3 separate regions of the Homo sapiens genome follow, and regions 2 and 3 are each linked to region 1. A link is a loop called in an ENCODE intact Hi-C map of the cell type or tissue named here. Cell type or tissue: ascending aorta. All regions are shown on one strand. Each heading gives the region's core, and the rest is flanking DNA. Links, peaks and the distances in the headings are about the cores only.

Region 1 (6,641 bases), core at 1,054-6,053:
GGTTAAACAACGGGATGTCTGTGGGACAGGCCAGGGAAGGAGGGCAGAGACAGGGTCTCCAGTTCACCTTGCCGCAGAACTAGCCTAATCATCCCTGCTTCTGGTCTTGGCCACTTGGCAATCATGGGGAAGTTGACTCCCCGCCTCACTTGGGCTTGGAGCTGGATACTTGTGGCCACGCCCAGGATAGGTTGCCAGAGTTTCATTAGGCCGCTGGGTCGGGCTGGAGGCTTGTGTACACCTCGGAGCAGTCGGGCAGCAGGAGGGCCGGAAGCCTGGTTGGTTTGTATATGACCTCTCTTGCCCTTGTGCACTTTCCTTGATTTAGCAACCTTGACCTGCACTGGCCCTCACAGCTGTTGGAGGGAAGTAGCCTCTTGCAGGGAAATATTTTCCCCTGCCCTGGAATCTCCTATGTGCCTGTTAAAGATTCCAGGGCCAAGAACTCGGCAGGCTGAGGAGCAGCTAGGTAGGTGGGTTATGCGGTTCAGGACTGCTTCTGGAAGGGACTGCCTGTACTTCTGTACCACCGTTGCCCTTTACACTTTGCTCAGGGCGGGGTGGGGGAAGCATTCAAACAAAACAAGGAAGGGAACTGTCTGGCAAAGCATAAGTGGATGCATCCAGAGCTCAGTCCCCTTTAATCTTTTGTCTCTGGGCGTTCTGCTGCCTTCCTCATACCGGGGACTGGCATTCCAGGTCAGCTTGGCTGTGGTCTTAGAGGCAGGGAGTGCCTACCCAGTCCTGCCTCAGGAGCAGGGTGAGTAGCTAAATACAGACTTAGGCTTTTTTTTCCCCCCTTTTAAGATGCTTGCTCCTCTCCCTTTTCTTTTTACCACCCTACCTTTATTGTTAGTGGTTACAAAGTGACCACATATTATGTACTTTGCTGTAAATAAAGACAGACAAAAAGGCTCTCGCCTTCTGTGTGATGCTTGGCCCAGAGCAGCGACCGAATCCTGGCTGTGTGGCCCAAGTGGCTCAGGAAGGGCCATGCTGTGCATGTGTGGTGTAGATGTCACTGGGCCTGCTGTCACGAAGCCTCATGATCCTGGGGTGTATGTGGGGCAGACCCCAGGCCTCACCTGGGCTCAGATACTGGTTCAGGTTAGTGGACTTGCAGTTCTTGTCAAGTGGGAAGCCCGGGCCAGGGTTTCTGGGAGCCTTTGGTTCTTAGGACAACCTGGCGCTATGTTCCCCTGATTCCATCCAGTTTACCTGGCCTCTGCCCCATTGCCTTCCTTAGGCTGGTGACCCAGCCCCTTCCTTGCTCAAACAAACCCTTTTAAAGTAAACTTTTTTGAGGGAGATGGGTGGAAGATGAGGAAAGTTTACATTATAACAACACAAACAGTTCCATGTTGTCCACACGCAGTGAATGGATGTATGTGTGTGTCTATCCCTGTTTTTCAAAGACCTAGGCTACCCACCAAAGATAGATGATTGGCTTTTGTCAGGGTGTGGTGGCTCATGCCTATAATCCCAGCACTTTGAGAGGCCAGGGCAGGAGGACTGCTTGAGGCCAGGAGTTTGAGACCAGCCTGGGCAAGAGGGTGAAACCCCATCTCTACTAAACAAAAATTAGCTAGGTGTGGTGGCACATGCCTGTAATCCTAGCTACTCGGGAAGCTGAAGCACGAGAATCACTTGAACGCAGGAGGCAGAAATTGCAGTGAGCTGAGATCACACCGCTGCACACCACTGCAACAGAGCAAGACTGTCTCAAAAAAAAAAAGGAAAAAAATACGGCTTCTCTGTTGTTTGTGGTGCCCTATCCCCTATCAGCTTGCCACCTTTCTTAGCTTCTCATTCAACTCTTCTACCACTGCCTACCAGGCACCCAATGACTGTCATTGATGAGCAGAGCCATTTTCTTTCTAGCCACTCACTCCACTCTGACAGGTGCAACCCCATCTGTGAATTTAGCAGGTTTTTAACAGGATCTGCCCTCAAAAGGTGGCTATTTTAAACAACACGCAGGTGCCCCTGCAAGAGCTAATGTAAGCATTGTCAACTTCTGGCAGGTGAAGACATTGTGTGTCACAGTGAGTGGCTTGCCTGGTGTCACACAGGCAGTGGTCGTGCAAGCCGGTGCTTAGCTGTGGTTCAGTTTCCCTCTGCACTGCTCGCAGTCTCACCTGTCCCAAGCCGACCACCTCTGGACTTTGATGCTTTGCTTGGGATGCCAGTTGGTTCTCACAGTGTGTTTCTGCACCTTTGTTGTAGTTAGAGGGGACCGTGGTACAGGCCAGTAATGCCCCAGAGTTGATTTTTTATTTTTGTCTCCCCACCCTTGTGTCACAACATCCTCTGAGCCATCCTCCAGCTCCACAGCTAGGAGGAGACGCCTGTTTGACTAGTGCTGCTTTAATCAAACCCTAATTGGGGCAGATTAAAAGAAACTTGTTAGGACCTGCTGAAAGGTTTTAAATAAGGGGTGGAGAAGGAGACTTGGGATGTGGGAAAGTGCTTTGAGAGGATGGAACCAGAGATGGATTTCTGTTATTTGGTGCTGGGGGGATGTTTAGATTTCTTTCTTTTTTTTTTTTTTTTTGAGACAGAGTCTTGCTTTGTTGCCCAGGCTGGAGTGCAGTGGCGCGATCTCGGCTCACTGCAAACTCTGTCTCCCAGGCTCACGCCATTCTCCTGCCTCAGCCTCCCAAGTAGCTGGGACTACAAGCGCCCACCACGACTCCTGGCTAATTTTTTTTTTTTGTATTTTTAGTAGAGACGGGGTTTCACCATGTTAGCCAGGATGGTCTCAATCTCCTGACCTCGTGATCCACCTGCCTCGGCCTCCCAAAGTGCTGGGATTACAGGCGTGAGCCACTGCGCCCAGCCTTTAGATTTCTATTTTAAAGCAGACTGTAATCAGATCACTTCCTAAACCCAGAATGAAGTAAAGCTACTTGCTAGATTTTGGATTGTGTGTGTGTGTGTGTGTGTGTGTGCGCGTGTGTATACACACACACACACACACACACACATATGCTTATAATTTTTTCATGAACTAAAATAACAAAATACCAAGTAAAAAAATGTGAGTTAGGACTAAACCAAGATATATGTTCTCAATTAAATGAATGGAGGTGAGGGGCAGGAGAATATGAAGTTGTGCCTTATACACACTCCCTTTTCATACAGTCAAATCCACGCTTAGCATTGCCTTTTCATATTAGGGTGTGTTTGGTCTAGATCCAATGGTGCCTATGGACTAGATCCAATGGTGCCTATGACATGGTGCCCAGAATGAAAACAGTGCAGGGTTTAATGCAGTGTTCACTGAATTCTGACTGTTCTGGTCCAGGGAAAGCCACCATGGCCTCTGCCTAAATAGCTCACATGTGATGGTGGAATTCTATGCTGAAAAGCCCAGGAGTTTTTCACCCAAGATAATTGTAGTTGTGGATGTTCTCAAGATTTCTCTTTATAATGGCATGTGCTTTCTCTTCTGTTTCTGAAATTTCCAGTTTGCATTGTAATGTTCATATTCACCTTTTCCAGCTCTCGTTACACTTTTCATTTTATCCTTAAAACAGTCCTGCGAAATATATAAGGAATGTGGTCATGCTCCAGTTTTACTGAGAAGGAAACTTGATTTAAACCCAAAGCAACTGCTGCGAAGTAGGACAGGCTGTATAGTCAGGTTGTCTGATGTGTGCCTGCCATCTAATGGTGGGATTCAGATTGCAACAGGAAGGTTGTTTTGGTTGCTGAACTTGGCATATGCTTGGCTACCATGGTTTATGAGAGTTGTTGGAATGTCCCTAGAAGTCTCTTTTTTTTCTGGAAAAAAAATTTTTTTAAGCGATGGGGCAGGTCTTGCTGTTCCCCAGGTGGGTCTTGAACTCCTGGGCTGAAGGGATGGATCCTCCTGCCTCAGCCTTCTGAGTAGCTGGGACTATAGGCATGCACCACAGCACCTGGCTTTTGGAAAATCTTTTATTAAAGTCTTCACTAGGGGAGATGGAAGCTGACCCTCTTAATTTCTCTATTGCTACCATCTGTTGTAGTGGTTCCACAAGATGGCCATCATAATCAGTGGGTGGGCTTGTTTAAAAACTTTAGTGGGATCCATTCCTGAGAATTCCAGGGAGGGAATTTTTTTTTTTTTTTTTTTTTTGATAGGGTCTTGCTGTTGCCCAGGCTGGAGTGCAGTGGCATGGTCATGGCTCATTGCAACCTCAGATTCCTGGCCTCAAGCGATCCTCCCACCTCAACCTTCTGAGTAGCTGTGACTACAGGTGTGCACCACCATGCCCAACTATTTTTTTATTTTTCTAGAGATGGGGTTTTACCATGTTGGGGAGGGAATCTTTTATAACAAACTGTACAGATGAATCAGATGAACAGGCGGGGTTGGAAATGAGGGGCCTTGTGTATTTAACCATATAGACCATTAAAATCTATAGTGTTCATTGTGTTGGGGATCCCATTTCTCCCAGAAATGTCCTATGTGTTGCTTAAGGAGCTCCCCTGCCTGCATGGAGACTGGAAAGAGGGTTTCGAGGCTGCCCCCAAGCCCATTCAAAGCCAGCACTGTTCTCTAAGGTTGTCAGACCCCAGGAGGTTCTAGGCTGGAATTTTCCTGGGAATGTTCCTTAGGATGTCTGCTAGAACTGGGGTGCTTTTAGAAGTTAGCGAGCCCAGTGGCCTTCAAACATGTTTTGGCTATGGATCCCTTCAGGAAATCTTACCTGAAGTTTCAACATGCAAATCAGAGGAAAGCAAAGCTGTGTGGTTGAAACTGGCAAGGGGTGTCTGGAGCCTCCCCTTAGCCTCTCCCTTGAGCTTGGAAACCATTTAAACCCAGGCTTCTCACTTCACAGATGACGAAATAGACCCAGAAGCAAAGTGACCAGGTCAAGAGCCCATTGTTGGGCTGTAGGTCTGCAGTGGATTGGATTAGGGCTTTACAGAGAACTGAACACTGTTTACAAGTTATGTTTGGTTAGTTGATATCCGCTGAGTTCTGTAAAAGGGACTCCACCTTCTCCTCAAGGACCTCAGTGTTGGCTGGCCTCAACCAAGTGGGGAGGTGGCTTGTTTGGGGAAATATCTCTGGAGTTAAACAGACCTGGATTAAAAACTTGGCTCCCTCACTTAATAGCTGGTCTTGGGGAAGCTGTTTGGCTTCAGTGTCTACATCCATAACCCAGGGCTAACCTCCTTGTTTTGCCTAGAGTATTGAATGAGACTTTACAGGTAGAGTGGCAGGACAGTGTTGGCACAAGAGCTGCCCAGTGAGTGGTGGCTGATTTTGTGCTTCTAGTCTATCCCTGGTGCTTGGGTTGTGGGTGAGGCTGTGTTGTCCAGAGATCTGGGAGTGGCTGGCTGGCTTGGGAAAGAATACCTAAACTAGACTTCTCAGCAGCCACTGCTAGAGCCCTGCCCCTAGGCTAAACTCAGCTGTTGCAGAGAAGGGTTTAGTAAAACCAAAGCAGGATATTTTGATCAGACATCAAATGGGTTTTAGAGCTTGGCCTACCCCTGGAGCTCTGTGCCTCGCAGGCTGAGACACACCCATTTCTGGGCCCTTTGCCAATCCCGATGCCCACTTTGGGGTGAGGTTGTGATATGGAAGTTTGGTTCGGGGATGGCGTAAGGAAGGATATCTGTTGCACATATTATTTAGTAATTTTAAAGGGATCCTACAATTTAATGGTGTGTGTTTCACCATTTCTTCAAAATAGTGAAAATCAAAAAGTCCTGGCATCAAAACGAAAGGGTCTAATATTGTGTCCTCTGATTCTTCAGCTAAAGGGGCTGCCTAGGGGGTCAGACAAGCTGAGGGACACTTGGCATCTTTAGTGAGACAGTCTACCTCGTGCCTGGAACCCCTTTAGGCCTAGTGTCCGCCTCTATTCAGGGTGTTCCAGTACCCTGGCTGATGAAAATACCCCATCTTTGTCAGTTGGGGTTTATATACATATATTTTGTGGGGGAGTGCCATGAACCCCTCTAGCAGGCTACAGAAGGACCCCTTCTCAGAATGTTTTTACATACATGAAATAACACCCCACAAATATCAAAGGAAATAAATTGCAGTACAGTTACCAAAACATAAAGACAAATCTGGGATATGGTAAGGTATGTGTTGCTTTAGTAACACGTCAAATAACAAGATCCAGCAGCAGGTCTAATATCTACCAAAATTGTGTGGTAGTGATGCACCTGAGTGATATTTTGCAATTCTGTAACAACAATAATGTGTTATGAAAATAACTGATTTCTGTTGCTGACAAACAAATACAGCCAATATTTCTATGATGCCTACAAATTGCCTTCATAATGGAAGCAATTGCTAACTTTCAGTTAGAGGATAGTGAAAAGATAGATGTCATTTTTCAAGTTCATGGATTACCTGAATTCTGCTCAGTGCTTTATCCTCAGGTTATGAACCCCTGTCCAGATCCAAATCATCCTAGTCACCTGGAGACTAAGTTAGACCGAAGATTTTCCTCTTTACCCTGTGTGTGGAATGAGCTGAGCCTCAGTCAGTGGTGCTAGGCTTCTTGTGAGATAATTGTACTGGCTCTGGCCAGTAGAAACAATTTTAAAACATTCTTGGAACCACTTTTAAAAGAGTAAAAGGCAGGACTGGGTGCAGTGGCTCGTGCCTGTAATCAGTGCTTTGGGAG
Region 2 (6,641 bases), core at 1,099-6,098, 310 kb before region 1:
GGCCAAAAGTAGGGAAGTGACAGAAAGGCTGATTGCCGACCTTTTCAGAGCTTACTTATTTTAAACAATTACACTGACTCATAAAATAAAAGTATTTCTTGTGCCCCGGTCAAAAGCAAGTGGATTTTTACTTTAAGGGTGAATAATAAGAATGCTTTGGGGATGACGAATAAAAGGGCTTCCCCCGGCTAGCCGAGGCGGAGCCATCGGGGATATACCATCTCTCCTCGTCGATCTGGAAGGCTTTCTGAAGGAACTGGGGTTTGTGTCCCTGGCACGCCCGGGACCTGCGTGGGGCTCAGCGCGCTGCCAGGCGACCTCAGCAGCCCAGAGCTTCAACGGTTGCTGTGGCAACAGGCCGCCCAGAGCAGCAGTCAAAGTCCCTGCGTGAGCGACTGCACTTCCCAAGCGCGGAGAGTCTGCCCAATGAGTTCCGCCCTCTCTAGCGCGCTTTCTGTGATCCACCAATCAGGCTCTGCCACGCCCGAGCTGAGTGGTCAGCTTGCCTGGGAGGGCGGGGTTAGGGTGCAGAAACAGGACGGAGAAGGGGGCTGTATTTCCCCTGGCGTGTGAAATGGATGTTAGTGACTAAAGCTCAATTTTCCAGTTAAGGGAGGAGCCGAGACTTTTAAGTCGAGTGTTCCTGTGGGGCCAAAAGGATGGTTTCAGAGAAATCCCAGGAAGTGAGAGTGCTGGGATATGCGAGGGGCCCACGGAGCCCTCCCCTGCGTGTCTGAGATCACACCCTGCGGGTACCCTGCCGTCGTGTGCTGAAGGAGGTGACTGGATCTCGACTCCAGAGTTTGCTCCTGAGATCGAAAAACAAAACAACCCAATAATAGTAATGACAGCCCTGGGTGGGGACAGTTGCAGCAGGTCTCATGAGAAACTCACTAATTTTGTAGGTTCAGGGAAGGCGTGGGCATGTTGGTGAAGTAAGGTTCTGAGTGGAAGAAGAAAATGCTGCTTCTGGGGAAGAGAATACCGTCAGAAGGAAGGAAAGAAAGGAGGGAGTGGGAGGGGAGGGGAAATCAAGGGAGAGGAGAAGAGGGGAGGAGGGAAGGTGAGGTGAGGTGATTGGTATTCTGCCAATCCCATTCTGCACACTAGTGAGACCTAGCAAGGACTAGAGTTTCAGGGGGAAAATACGAGAATAATGAAAGATAACAGAGAGGAAAGAAAAAAGAAATAATTGAAAAGTTTGAAAGAAGAAAGACAACAGCTGAACCAATGGAGGTGAAAATAGAAGGAAATGAAAATTCTGCAAGCTTTTGTTTCATGGATAAAAGGACTGTATTTTCTGGTCCATTATCAGGATACAAGATGGAAAAAAAAGCTATTGAACTTGTGGAGAAAGTGGCTGGTTTAAATTAGTCCTGTCCCTGAAAATCCAAGCTGCGTGTTTGTCAGTCTTATGGCTGATTTAACTCATAGGCCCAGGAGAGAAAGGATAGAAGGAAGCCTGAATGACCAGCAAAGAATCTGCATCCAATCAACACTCAGAGCATGTATGCTACATTCTTCAGAAACCTTCAGGAGTCATAGACTGTGGTCAGTTCTTCGTCAGAATTATTTTAGATTTACTTCAGTTGTTTTTTCATCAAATGCACATAAAACATGGAATTGTTCTTAGCTGTGCAGACCTTGTCTATTTTCTGAAAGGAAAAACAATGTTAATTTTTAAAGCCCTACATACATTACATCTTTGTACTTTTCAAATCATTGTGTCACCCCCTTCCCTTCTCTTTTGAAGGTGCCTGGCTGAATCTCTCCTATTCTCACAATGGCTTTGCCTCCATTCTGCTGAAGTCGCTTCCCATTGCTCACATTATTATACTGTTTTTACTTCACTTCCAAGCTTGTTTCTGACTACACAAAGGGTGCTGTAATTCTGAGTTCCCTATATATAGAGTTGCTTTTCCAGGAACATTATTAATAAAAGGAAAGGTCTTCCTTTTCCATTATGGAGATATACCCATGTTACGTTGTGCTTTGATGATCTGGGCTCTGACTTATAAAACCAGTGTTACTATAATTTTCACATCTTTGAGCAGCTCTGCCCAGTCAGTTCCCCATAGGTCCCTCGGGAGTTTTTCTTGTTTTATTTTTGAATCTTAGCTGGAATCTATCTTCATTAGGAGTCTAGCGTCTTGTTCTCCGTAGAGCTCTGAAATGGTATAACAGAGAAAGGGGTACTAGAAACAGCAGGCTGACTCTCTTTAATTTTCTTTTTCTTTTTTTTTTTTTTTTTTTGAGACGGAGTCTCGCTGGTCGCCCAGGCTGGAATGCAGTGGCGCAATCTCGGCTCACTGCAAGCTCCGCCTCCCAGGTTCACGCCATTCTCCTGCCTCGCCCTCCCGAGTAGCTGGGACTACAGGCGCCCGCCACCACGCCCGGCTAACTTTTTGTATTTTTAGTAGAGACGGGGTTTCACCGTGTTAGCCAGGATGGTCTCGATCTCCAGACCTCATGATCCGCCCGCCTCGGCCTCTCAAAGTGCTGGGATTACAGGCGTGAGCCACCGCGACCGGCCGACTCTCTTTAATTTTCTAACAACTCAAATAGAAAGTTTTTTGGCTTCTGCTGTTTCCTGACTCTTCCTTTCCTCTTTTCATATAGCTGGTCTACCTTACTGATGTTTCAAGTCACTCTAGCTGCTAGAATTTAGGTGAATTATATTTCAGGCTTTCAAGCCATTTAAGGGGACAAGGAAGATTGTTAACGTCTGGACCTCAGATCCACTGGCCTTAAGAGCTCAGTATCACTCCCCACGATGTTGGCAGATTGGTGTATGTTGTTCTCTGATGTTACCTTGTAGCCATCTAAATGGCTCTCTGCATGCTAAACCTTGGGGAGGAAAGGCTCAAATAGGGTTCACCTTCCCTAACTCCTACTCTTCCATCATTTTTTAAACTATCACAATATCCTGGACATTCTTATTCATTGCTGAATCAGTATAGTTTGAGTGTTTGGAAAAGAGGCGGTGAGAGGAGAACAAAGATGAGTGGAAAAAGCTGAAGTGAAAGCCTTTTCTCAAAAGCTCCTAGTCAGGAGAAGTGACACTGTAGGGCAGACAACTCTAGAAATAGTAGGATACACAGAGGAAGGGCCAGAGTTCAGACGTATGTGAACTCGATGTTGTAAATAGAACATGGGTATAAGGAAGACAGAACACTCTAGTGGTTGCTGGCACAAACTCCTGGGTTCTGATTTCCACTGTGGTGATTACTATGTGGTGACCCTAGACAAGTTACTCAACCTCAGCTTCCTTGTCCGTAAAAGGGGGATACTAATGGCACCAACTTCACAGGGTTGTTGTGACAATTGAATAGGTTGATTATATAAAGTGCTTGGAATAGCATCTGGCATTTGGAAGTGCTAAATAGGTATTAACTATTATTATTCTAGAGCCATAATCCCAAACCCACAGCAGCTTGCCACCACAGGAGTGTCTCTGATACAACCATTCTTTGAGCAAAGACAGTGGGGCATTCTTTCTCATAGTTACTTGTTCTTTTATTGTTATAGGCTCTACTTGGTGTCCAGGACATTAATTAAGCAAACAAGCTTTTGCTTAGAATTCAGTAAAAGCATCATAATCCATTTTCATTTCTACTTTAATACAAGGGTCAGTATGAATTGTCATCCATTGATAGTGGAAATTCTCTACAATAGCTTCTCTATGAGTATGTTAGCAGCACAGTGGAAAAAGAAATATATGAGAACCTTGACTGCTTTCCACCTCTTTCTCTCGTAACTTTCAGTATTCCACAATCAATTCCTTCCACACTACCAAGGAGAGTCCAAAGAAATCAGTGTCCTGAGATCCACCACTGAAATTAAGCATTGCTGTGGGTGAAACTCAAGTGACGCTGACTTTCCAGGATATAGGAGTAATTAGAAATATAAAGTGAATAAGAGAAGGTGGAACATTTGATGAGAAGTGATAAGTGGCCACAAGGTGGCATAGGACAACAGCCACAGAGCACTCCCTTCCTCCCAAGTGACTCCATTTTGCATAAGGGCTCTGTCTCTGCTGCCCTGCCCTCTTACAACTTAGCACCCTTAAAAGCTGTCTTTGCAAACACCCTCGTGCCTTTCTTCTCCCACATTCCGTAGTCAGTGGTCCTCTTTCCCTAGTTCCTCTTTTCTTTCAATAGGTCTCAATTCTCATTGTTTCAGCATGGATTCCCTTTACTCGCAGGTGACCCTGCTTGTTGGTCCTGTACTCGGCAATTCCTCCTTCAGAAAAGTGAGCTCGGCAGGGCACGGTGGCTCATGCCTGTAATCCCAGCACTTTGGGAGGCTGAGGCCAGCAGATCACGAGGTCAAGAGATTGAGACCATCCTGGCCAACATGGTGAAACTTCGCCTCTACTAAAAACACAAAAATTAGCCAGGCATGGTGGCAGGCACCTATAATCCCAGCTACTTGGGAGGCTGAGGCAGGAGAATCGCTTGAACCCAGGAGGCGGAGGTTGCAGTGAGCCAAGATCACACCACTGCACTCCAGCCTGGGCAACAGAGTGAGACTCTGTCTCAAAAAAAAAAAACTAAATAAATAAATAAAATAGAAAAGTGAGCTCCTCCACTGCATCTCCAAGTCACACATTCAGTGGAATCTAAGTGAGGCATGCAGCAGAGTCCACTGGTTTGGCCATTTCACCAGTCACGTTGGGGTCCAACAGGGCTGAGTAACAGAAGGCTGTTGATTGACTTTATGTAATCTTCAAGAGTTTCCTGAGTAGTCAGTTTGAGTTTTTTAGATGATATGATCTTCTATAGAGGAAATAGATTAGGGCATTAAAATTGAGAAAGCAGTGCCTGACTGGATGTTTGTTAAGGAATTATTACCCAAAGACAAGTGGCCTAGGAGTCAGTAGACTGACCTGGATTTTAATCCCACCCCTAGCACATAGCTTGTATGTTTAGGCCAGTTAATTAATTCTATGAGTGGCATCCTTTTGTCCATAAAATGAGGGTAATATCCATCTTGTAGGATTTGTAACATGTAAAATATCTACTTCAATAAATGTTGGTTTCCTCTTTTTCCCTCATATGCAAAATGAAGGGGACTGGGCCAGGTGTTGTGGCTCACACCTATAATTCCAGCGCTTTGGGAGGCCAAGGCTGGAGGATAGATTGAGCCTAGGAGTTGGGGATCAGCCTGGGCAAGAAAGTGAGACCCCAACTCTACAAAAAAAAAAAATCAAAAAATTAGCTGGATGTGGTGACATGCACCTGTGCCTATGGTTCCAGCTACTCGGGAGGCCGAAGCAGGAGGATTGCCTGAGCCCAGGAAGTTCAGGCTGCAGTGAGCCAAGATCATGCCATTGCACTCCAGCCTGGGCAACAGAGTGAGACCCTGTCTCAAAAATAGTAGGGGGAGGAGGGACTGGACTAGATCTTTAAGTCTTTTCCAATGTTAATATTCTATGTTCTATACCTTATTACAATGATGACTCTCATAAATTAATGGAAGTCTGGCAGCAAGTGAATAATAAAGTATCTCCTGATTTTAGGGGAACAGGGGCTATCAAGAACTAAAATAGGATTGCTTTACACTTCTGTGAGCATTCTCTACAACTCCTTCCTCTCCAGACCTTTTGAAGAGGCAGAACAGTTTCCTGTCCCTCAATCAAAGACTACATATAAACAGGGAGTGGGCTGGGCATGGTGGCTCATGCCTGTAATCCCAAAACTGTGGGAGGCCAAGGCGGGCTGATCACTTGAGATCTGGAGTTCGAGACCAGCCTGGCCAACATGATGAAACCCTATCTCTATTAAAAATACAAAAAATTAGCTGGGTGTGGTGATATGCACCTGTATTCCCAGCTACTTGGGAGGCTGAGGCATGAGAATCACGTGAACCCAAGAGGCAGAGGTTGCAGTGAACCGAGATCACGCCACTTCACTTCAGCCTGGGTGACAGAGGGAGACTCTGTCTTTAAAAAAATAATAATAGGGAGTGGCCTCAGCCAAAGACATGGCTAGTTTAGAGTGGGAAGGGCTCAGCAACTTCCCAAAGCACAGGGTCCCAGCAGAAAGACTACCCTGTGATCCTTCCCTCAGGAGTGGCTTCCTTCCAGTGCCCCTATTACCTCCTCTTAGAGCCCGGAGACACTGCAAATGTCAGTGTCCAGGATGCTCTGGGTAGAAGTTAATGATTACTTGAGTCAGCTCTTTCTGCAAACCCTGATGCCTGTGCCTGGTCACTCCGAATCTGGAAGAGACACTGCATAATCTTTGGAAATTCACTGCAGTTATTTTCTTCATCTCCCAATAATCAACCTCAACAACATCCCTCAGTCCTAGGAACTTCCTAGATGGAGTTTGGTCTCTAGACTAGCTATGGGATATCATAACAGCTATGAAGGAATAGAATCATTTTGTGACTTTAACCTATTAGCCCTCTAGTACTGGCCTTAAACAGAGAGACAGGTTTAAAAAACAAAGCCCATGACTCAAGTTAAGGACTCCAGAGCCTGGAAACTCTCTCTCAGGATTGATACCTCTGTTGTTTTTTCAGGACTTAATGTTAGGAACATGGGTTCTCTATATTGGGGGAGTATTATGGAATGAATTGTGTCTCCACAAAATTCATGTGCTGAAGTCCTAACCTCAGAATGTGATTGTATTTGG
Region 3 (6,641 bases), core at 856-5,855, 520 kb before region 1:
TAAAAGTTAGAGTCTGTCTCACTTTAGAGATTAATTTTGACTTTCAGCTTTACTACTTGTTGTGGGACCATGGGCAAGTGACTCGGCCTCTCTGAGACTCCTCTTCAATTGTAATATAAAGATACTAAGATTAGCTAGAGAAAGGAACTTTCTACTCTTCCTAATCTCACATACTCATTTTAGCCCAAAGATGAAGGGCTCCTGCTTTTCTACTGGACATAAAAGTCCTTGATGAAATCCTTTGGCTTCCCTGTCCGCACTGTCACTTGCTCCTCTTCATAGGAGAGAGGTAACTAGTCAGATTGGTGAGATTAAGAAAAGCAGCCATTTGTTCAGCCATGTTTCTGCCTTGGGCAAGGTGGAGGGGTAAAATCTTGACCTGTTGCCTGGACCTGCATGTGTTGAAGTTCAGTGAGCCACATGCTTCCAGGACCCATGGGATGAATCCCTGAACAGGGGCACTCTCACCACAGAAGGTCCCCATTCTTCAGCTTCTCCACCTGGGAAAGCATAGGTAAGTCAGGTCAGCCCTGCACTGTGGACTTGGACATCTGTAATTCAGGAAGGGAAGAGGGTAGAAAAGCCTGTCATGTTCTCCATTCAAGATCGGTCTCTTACAAAGCAAATACTTTGATCCCCACCTGGCTCCTTGAGTCTGTTGTTAGGTTAATGAGAAAATGATTCTGGGACCTTTGGACGAAGGAGATTCCTCCAACAAGACCCCAAAATTGCAAACCATAAAGTGAGAAACGGATGGATTTGACCACACCAAAATTAAAGATTCTGCTGGAGTGAACAGATGGTATTAGATTGGGAGAAACTACTTGTAACATTTCTGTTATAAAACAGCAGAAATTTCTCATAGTTCTGGAGACTGGGAAGTCCAAGATCAAAGGACTAGCAAGTCTGGTTTCTGATAAGGGCCCACTTCCTGGCTCATAGATGGCCAACTTCTGATTGTGTCCTCATGTGGTGGAAGGACCAAGGGATCTCTCTTGAGTCTCTTTTATAAGGGCACTAATCCCATTCTCTGCCCCCATGATCACCTATCAAAAGCCCCACCTCACCCATTGCCTTAGGGGTTAAGATTTCAACATTTGAAATGGGGAGGAGGGACATAAACATTCAGTCCATTGCAATATATAGTAAGCACTTGCCCCTTCTAGGCCAGGCCTAAATTGTAATTCTTTTAAGATAAGCAATAGAACACACATAAGAAATCTGAATGGCTAATAAGGAAAGAGAAGATCCCAACCTTTCTAGTAATAAGAGAAAGACAAATCAGAGAAAGACTTTGTATGAAGCACACTGACAAAATTAGAAATTTGAACTATAACAAATGCTAAGAAGGATGTGTGGAAATGAGACCCTTATGCACTGGTGGGAGTATATACTATATATATATATAGGTGCAAATGTTTGGAAAACAGTAGGAAAGTACAGTGAAACTGGGTATGTGGATACTCTGCAATTAGGCAATTCCTACTCCTGGGTATACACCCCAGAGACACTCCCATACAGGTAAGCAAGGAGACGTATGCAAGAATGCCTGTCATGGTAAAGAGCTGTCAGCCATCTACGTGTTTACTGAAACACTGTGCAGCAATTAAAAGGAACTGGCCAGAGTTACACAGAGCATCGCTGATGGATGGCAAAGCACAGTAATGAGAGAAACAAAGAAGAATGGATAAAATGAAACTGATACCAAAAAAGTCATTCGTATACAGTTTTAAAACAACAAAATAATACCATATAATTTCCATGGATGTCATGTATAGAAATAAACCTTTGGAAGGTGGATTTTCAAGGACCCACTAGAAAAAAAATAGGAACTTGGAATCTTTGGGGAAGATTTGGATCTGAGATAGCAGATGACAGGAGAAGAATAAACAAAAGAGGTAAATTGGATGGTCTGTTTTGCCATCAACTGAGATAGATAAACTCAATTCTGCTCACCTGGGATTAGAAACCATCTTTATAAATCTATATATATATATTTTTTGAAACAGGGTCTCACTCTGTCACCCAGAATGGAGTGCAATGGAGCAATCACGGCTCACTGCAGCCTTGACCTCCTGGGCTCAAGAGATCCTCTCACCTCAACCTCCCGAGTAGCTGAGAATACAGGTGTGCACCACCATACCTGGCTAATTTTGTTTTTTGTATTTTTTGTAGAGATGGGGTATTGCTATCTTGCCCAGGCTTATAAATCTATCCTTTAACAGCACACTAAACCCATAGCAGGTGTTCAACTCATAATTATTTAATAATTTTTTAATCTGTGTGTTTTATCCTTCAGATCCTGGGCTTTCTAAGGAATAGGACTTTTTCAGCGTTCTCTCTGAAACCAGTGCCCAGAGCTTAGGGTGAGCTCCTGCTTTCATGTAAGGTAATGAAGTAGAATGTCAATCTATCTCTAAAAGACATTATTGATTTGATGAGGTAGAAGGAACTTTAGAGATTATCTGGTTAGAATCTTTGATTTTACGGAAGAGAAAGCTGAAGGCCTGAGAGGTTTAGAGACATGCCTAGGTCAGACAACTCACCTGCCCTCTAACTCCCTGTCCCCTGCTCCTTCCACTGGGCCACCTGCCATCAGCATTGCTCCTCCTAAGGGCATTGCAACTTCAGCTTGCTGTGAACACCCACATCTGGCTCTGCAAATTTGGGAAGGGCTGATCTGGCACTTTTGTACTCTGCATGACAACCAGGAAAAGAACAACAGAAAATTTCCCTAAAACATCTCCCCATTAAAAGCTCGCATTTAGCCATTCTCAAATATCTCAAATTCTACCTGTGGGAAAGAGGTCTGACTGTCATGTTGCTGTGGGAACAATATTGTTGTACAGAGTGGTCACCCGCTTTGAAGAACCAGTCCTGATGTGGCATTAGCCTTCGGCTTTGTATGTGATGCCGGTGAATTGGCAGTTACATACCTGTGTCCCCTTTAGCTAGTGGGGTGGCTGACAGGTGAGGAGGAGGTTGTTCTTTCCCAGCCTGAACCTGACTCCTTTTCATGCATTCTCTATGGGATGCTCCAACCATTCCCCCTTGAGATTCCTCTTCTAAGCCCATTTCCCGAGTCTGAAGTAAACACTCCATTGAGTGAGTATCTGGCTAAGGGCACCCTTTCCTCTGAGTCTATTTGAAGTTCATTTCTCAAACTACTCTTTTTGTTTTCAATTTTTAAAGTCCCTTCCCTCTCAGTCCTCCTGGAAGCGGCTTTCTCCGGGATGTGATGCCCCTGAGCGGACAGCAGAGGGCGCCCATGCCTAACAATCTTCCCGCACAAAGTGTGCAGCCGGGAGGGGCAGGTTGCAAGAGTCCCTCGCAGCTGCACAACCCAAGATGCCTCCCCTGGGGAGGCTGGGCGGGGCCAGTTCCTCTGTGGTCTGTGGTCTGTGGTCTGTGGTCAGAGATGGTTGTGTGCGCCAGCACTGTCACGGGAGACATTTCCATGGAGTTTTCTGTAGAGGAGGGTGAAAGCTGCTCTTCCTGGCTGGGAAAGAGTTTGGGTCTCCAGTTCTCTTCATAAACTAACAAACCTCTTATTCAAATCTGCCTTCCCTGCCTGCCTTCGGAGAAAAGGGGTTTGTGCCTTCCATTCCACTCCGCACTTAGCCCCTCCCAGTAACTCCTTAATTAATCGTGTAGCTGCCGCCCCAAGCTTTCTCCTAGTGGAAAGGCATTGTTGATTTATTGCCTGAAGCCTTGAGATCGTTTGGCTCCAAGACCCAGTTCTTCCAGAGCCTGAGTCAGTTTTTTTGAGTTACAGAAGTGGTGGCAAATTTTCATTCATAGAGGGTAGATTTGGTTTTTAAAAATGATCAAATGCCATTCAGCTCCAAATCTCTTGAGCAATGTAGGAAATAAAGCTGAGAATATGAATGTGCCAGCCTGGGCCCTGGTGTATGCTGGGTTCCGGATTGATGGGCATGTTACATGAACCTGGACCAGGAGATATGTTATAGTTGTTGTTATTTAATAAGTCTTTACTATAGAATCATGAGATCATGTATCTTAGGTGGCCTTAAACCAGCTCTGAAGACAAATGTAAAAGGGAACTATCCAAGGAAAATATCACTGTAGTAAAACTCCTGAAGGAGATGTTAGCTAAATGTTGGTTTGTTTATCCAAGTTCCACATTTATTAAAAAACACCATCCCTTATTATTTTATGTTTGTTCTTCATATATACCAATCCCTCAACCTACAAATATTTCATGGGCACAGAATATAAAAAGTTCACTGAGGGCCGGGCATGGTGGCACACACCTGTAATCCCAGCTACTCGGGAGGCTGAGGCAGGAGAATTGCTTGAACCCAGGAGACGGAGGTAGCAGTGAGCCGAGATTGCACCATTGCACTCCAACCTCGGCTGAGACTCCATCTCAAAAAAAAAAAAAAAAAAAAGTTCACAAGGATATAGGCCCAAAGGTCTTGAAGTTGAGTGGCACTGGCTCTGCATCTGCCATGAGAGTAGCTGAGTTCCCCAGGCTACCACCGTGTGTGTCCCAAGACAAGCCATTGAATCTCTAGAGTCTCAGTTTCTCATCTTTAACATGGAGACCTCAACAGCTCCCCTGCCCAGTGAAACCCCATCTTTACTGAAAATACAAAAATTAGCGGGCATGGTGGCACACACCTGTAATCCCAGCTACTTAGGAGACTGAGGCAGGAAAATTGCTTGAACCCAGGAGGTGGAGGTAGCAGTGAGCTGAGATCGTGCCACTGCACTCCAGCCTGGGCTACACAGTAAGACTCCATCTCAAAAAAAAAAAAATCACTGAGGATATAGGCCCAGAGGTCTTGGAGTTGAGTGGCACTGGCTCTGCATCTGCCGTGAGAGTAGTTGAGTTCCTCATGCTACCACCATGTGTGTCCCAAGACAAGTCATTGAATCTCTAGAGTCTCAGTTTCTCATCTTTAACATGGAGTCCTCAACAGCTCCCCTGCCTTCTTCTCCAAGGCCAGATTACCACCACAGATCTTCGTGTGTGCTTTGTGAACTTCAAAGTGCTGTAGGTGTATTGTTGCTTAGGATACCTTGATCCTTGTGCTTTCTGCTTTTTTCCATTGTAAGTTCCCTGAACGCAAAGAACATGCCTCAAGTTCTTGGGCCATTGCCCACTGTGCCCATGAAGGGTAACTTGGCAGTCAATGGAGACCTCATACCTTATCTTAACATCCTACCCAGGACAGGTTTTCTGGCTCAGGGCTCCAGTGGGGAGGCTCCTGGGCTTGCTATGGGAACACACCACTTTCAGTGGGCTGCCGTGTACTGGGAATGAAACCAGAGGTGCCAATTGCACTAACATGTGTTGAATGCCAACTTTGGGCTGGGCACTCCATTCAAAGATGTTGTGGATATGCAGTTGAATCAGACATGATCTCCTGCTCTCAAGGAGTTTACAAGTAAAGTTGATAGCGTATACAACGAGTCAATAATGCAACGTGCAGTGCTGAATGGGTTCCCAGTGGAGACACAGAATAATGATAATGTTACAAAGATGGAGAGATCAGGAGGAGCTTCACAGAGATGTGGCCTTTGAACTGGTCTTAAAGGATGAGTAGGACTCAGGTAGCTACAGCTGGTGAAGGAGTCATGCCAGGCAGAGAGGAATGTCTGAGCAAAGACGTAGACAGCAGGTCATTTGAGAAATAGCTAAATCAGCTGGAGGTGTGTGTGATGTACAGAAGGAGAGAGCTGGGAACTTTTTCTTTGGGGCCTAGCCATGGACAGCCTTAATTGCCCTGATAAAAAGCTGGGGCTTATCTCAGAGGCAGAACTAAATCATAACAGCTGATGCTTTGGGCAGATGGACTCAGACAAGCCATGTAGGCTATTCCAGAGGCAGAAGTGAAAATGATGTTGCTAAGTCTGAGAGACTGGTAACCAAAGAAGGCAAAGTCAAGCTGGTGCATGCCTGGGGCCTGGGTTTTTACAAGTGCAGCTGGTATTGCAAAGCCTCTACAGTCAATGAAATGCAAACAGAAAAGCTTTATGCTTTTCCAGCCAGTCTTCAAACCAACTCTCTGCTGTTCCCACTCCTTGCCTATTAACAGTACTTCAGGCAAAGCCCAGAATATCTCATTTCAGTAGTTATAAAGTCTGGTCTTAACCAAACTTAGTGGTCAATTCTTTCTCTCTGCCTCTACCTTCTTCCCCCTCCTTCCTTTTTTGGGTCTTCCTTCACTCTCTACCAGGGAATTGGGCCCTGGAGAAAGGATGAGAAGAGAGAGAAGTGCTCTTAAGTACGTGGTGCTGTTGATGCCTTCCATGTGGCAAGTATCAACAGGTGGGTCTTCTTAGTGCACATGGTGAGCTTTCAGGAGGCCCCATGGGGAACTCTGTGCTGCGAGCTAATAGGTATGGGCAGCGAATGCTCTGCTTGACCCCTTAGTTCCTGCCCACAGCAGTTCAACCCACAGCCTCCTACTGCGGGAGTCCCCTTGCCTTGAGAGGCCACTCTGTTGGTTTGGTACCTTCGGGATATTCTAAACACAACTTTTTTCCAGGGAATTCACTTGGCCCACAGAAAATGCCATATCCTGGACAAACGAAGTACAGGGAGGGGAGCGGTGGGATACAGTGCTCTCCCTTTCCTTCCCCACTTACACCCTCACAATGGGCCCCTGTCC

The links. Peaks named below come from ENCODE experiments on the same cell type or tissue, not always from the same donor. Only the 100,000 strongest peaks of a DNase experiment are listed, where the experiment ranks them.
Region 2: a loop joins it to region 1, with 12 times the contacts of the local background. A loop is called at or near these places in 101 of 110 quality-filtered maps.
Region 3: it touches region 1 in a loop (11-fold over the local background); 95 of 110 quality-filtered maps call a loop at or near these places.

What each region holds. Positions count from the first base shown.
Region 1 is chr1:165,910,704-165,917,344 of GRCh38, forward strand. It overlaps UCK2 (uridine-cytidine kinase 2), which reads left to right. Exons shown (of 7, transcript NM_012474.5): 7 at 1-915. Among named protein-coding and RNA genes, the nearest start is that of MIR3658, 6.1 kb to the left of the region's middle. RefSeq lists a silencer at 1,209-1,503. In ascending aorta, for the core only: a CTCF peak has its summit at 3,679 (motif pointing left); a DNase peak (open chromatin) is centred at 3,668; H3K27ac peaks cover 528 bases.
Region 2 is chr1:165,597,844-165,604,484 of GRCh38, forward strand. No RefSeq gene overlaps it. Among named protein-coding and RNA genes, the nearest start is that of LRRC52-AS1, 19 kb to the left of the region's middle. RefSeq lists a silencer at 4,532-4,692. In ascending aorta, for the core only: a CTCF peak has its summit at 3,969 (motif pointing right); a DNase peak (open chromatin) is centred at 3,978; H3K4me3 peaks cover 102 bases; H3K27ac peaks cover 144 bases.
Region 3 is chr1:165,389,812-165,396,452 of GRCh38, forward strand. No RefSeq gene overlaps it. Among named protein-coding and RNA genes, the nearest start is that of LMX1A, 36 kb to the left of the region's middle. RefSeq lists a silencer at 3,255-3,304 and an enhancer at 3,415-3,624. In ascending aorta, for the core only: a CTCF peak has its summit at 3,255 (motif pointing right); a DNase peak (open chromatin) is centred at 3,320; H3K4me3 peaks cover 366 bases.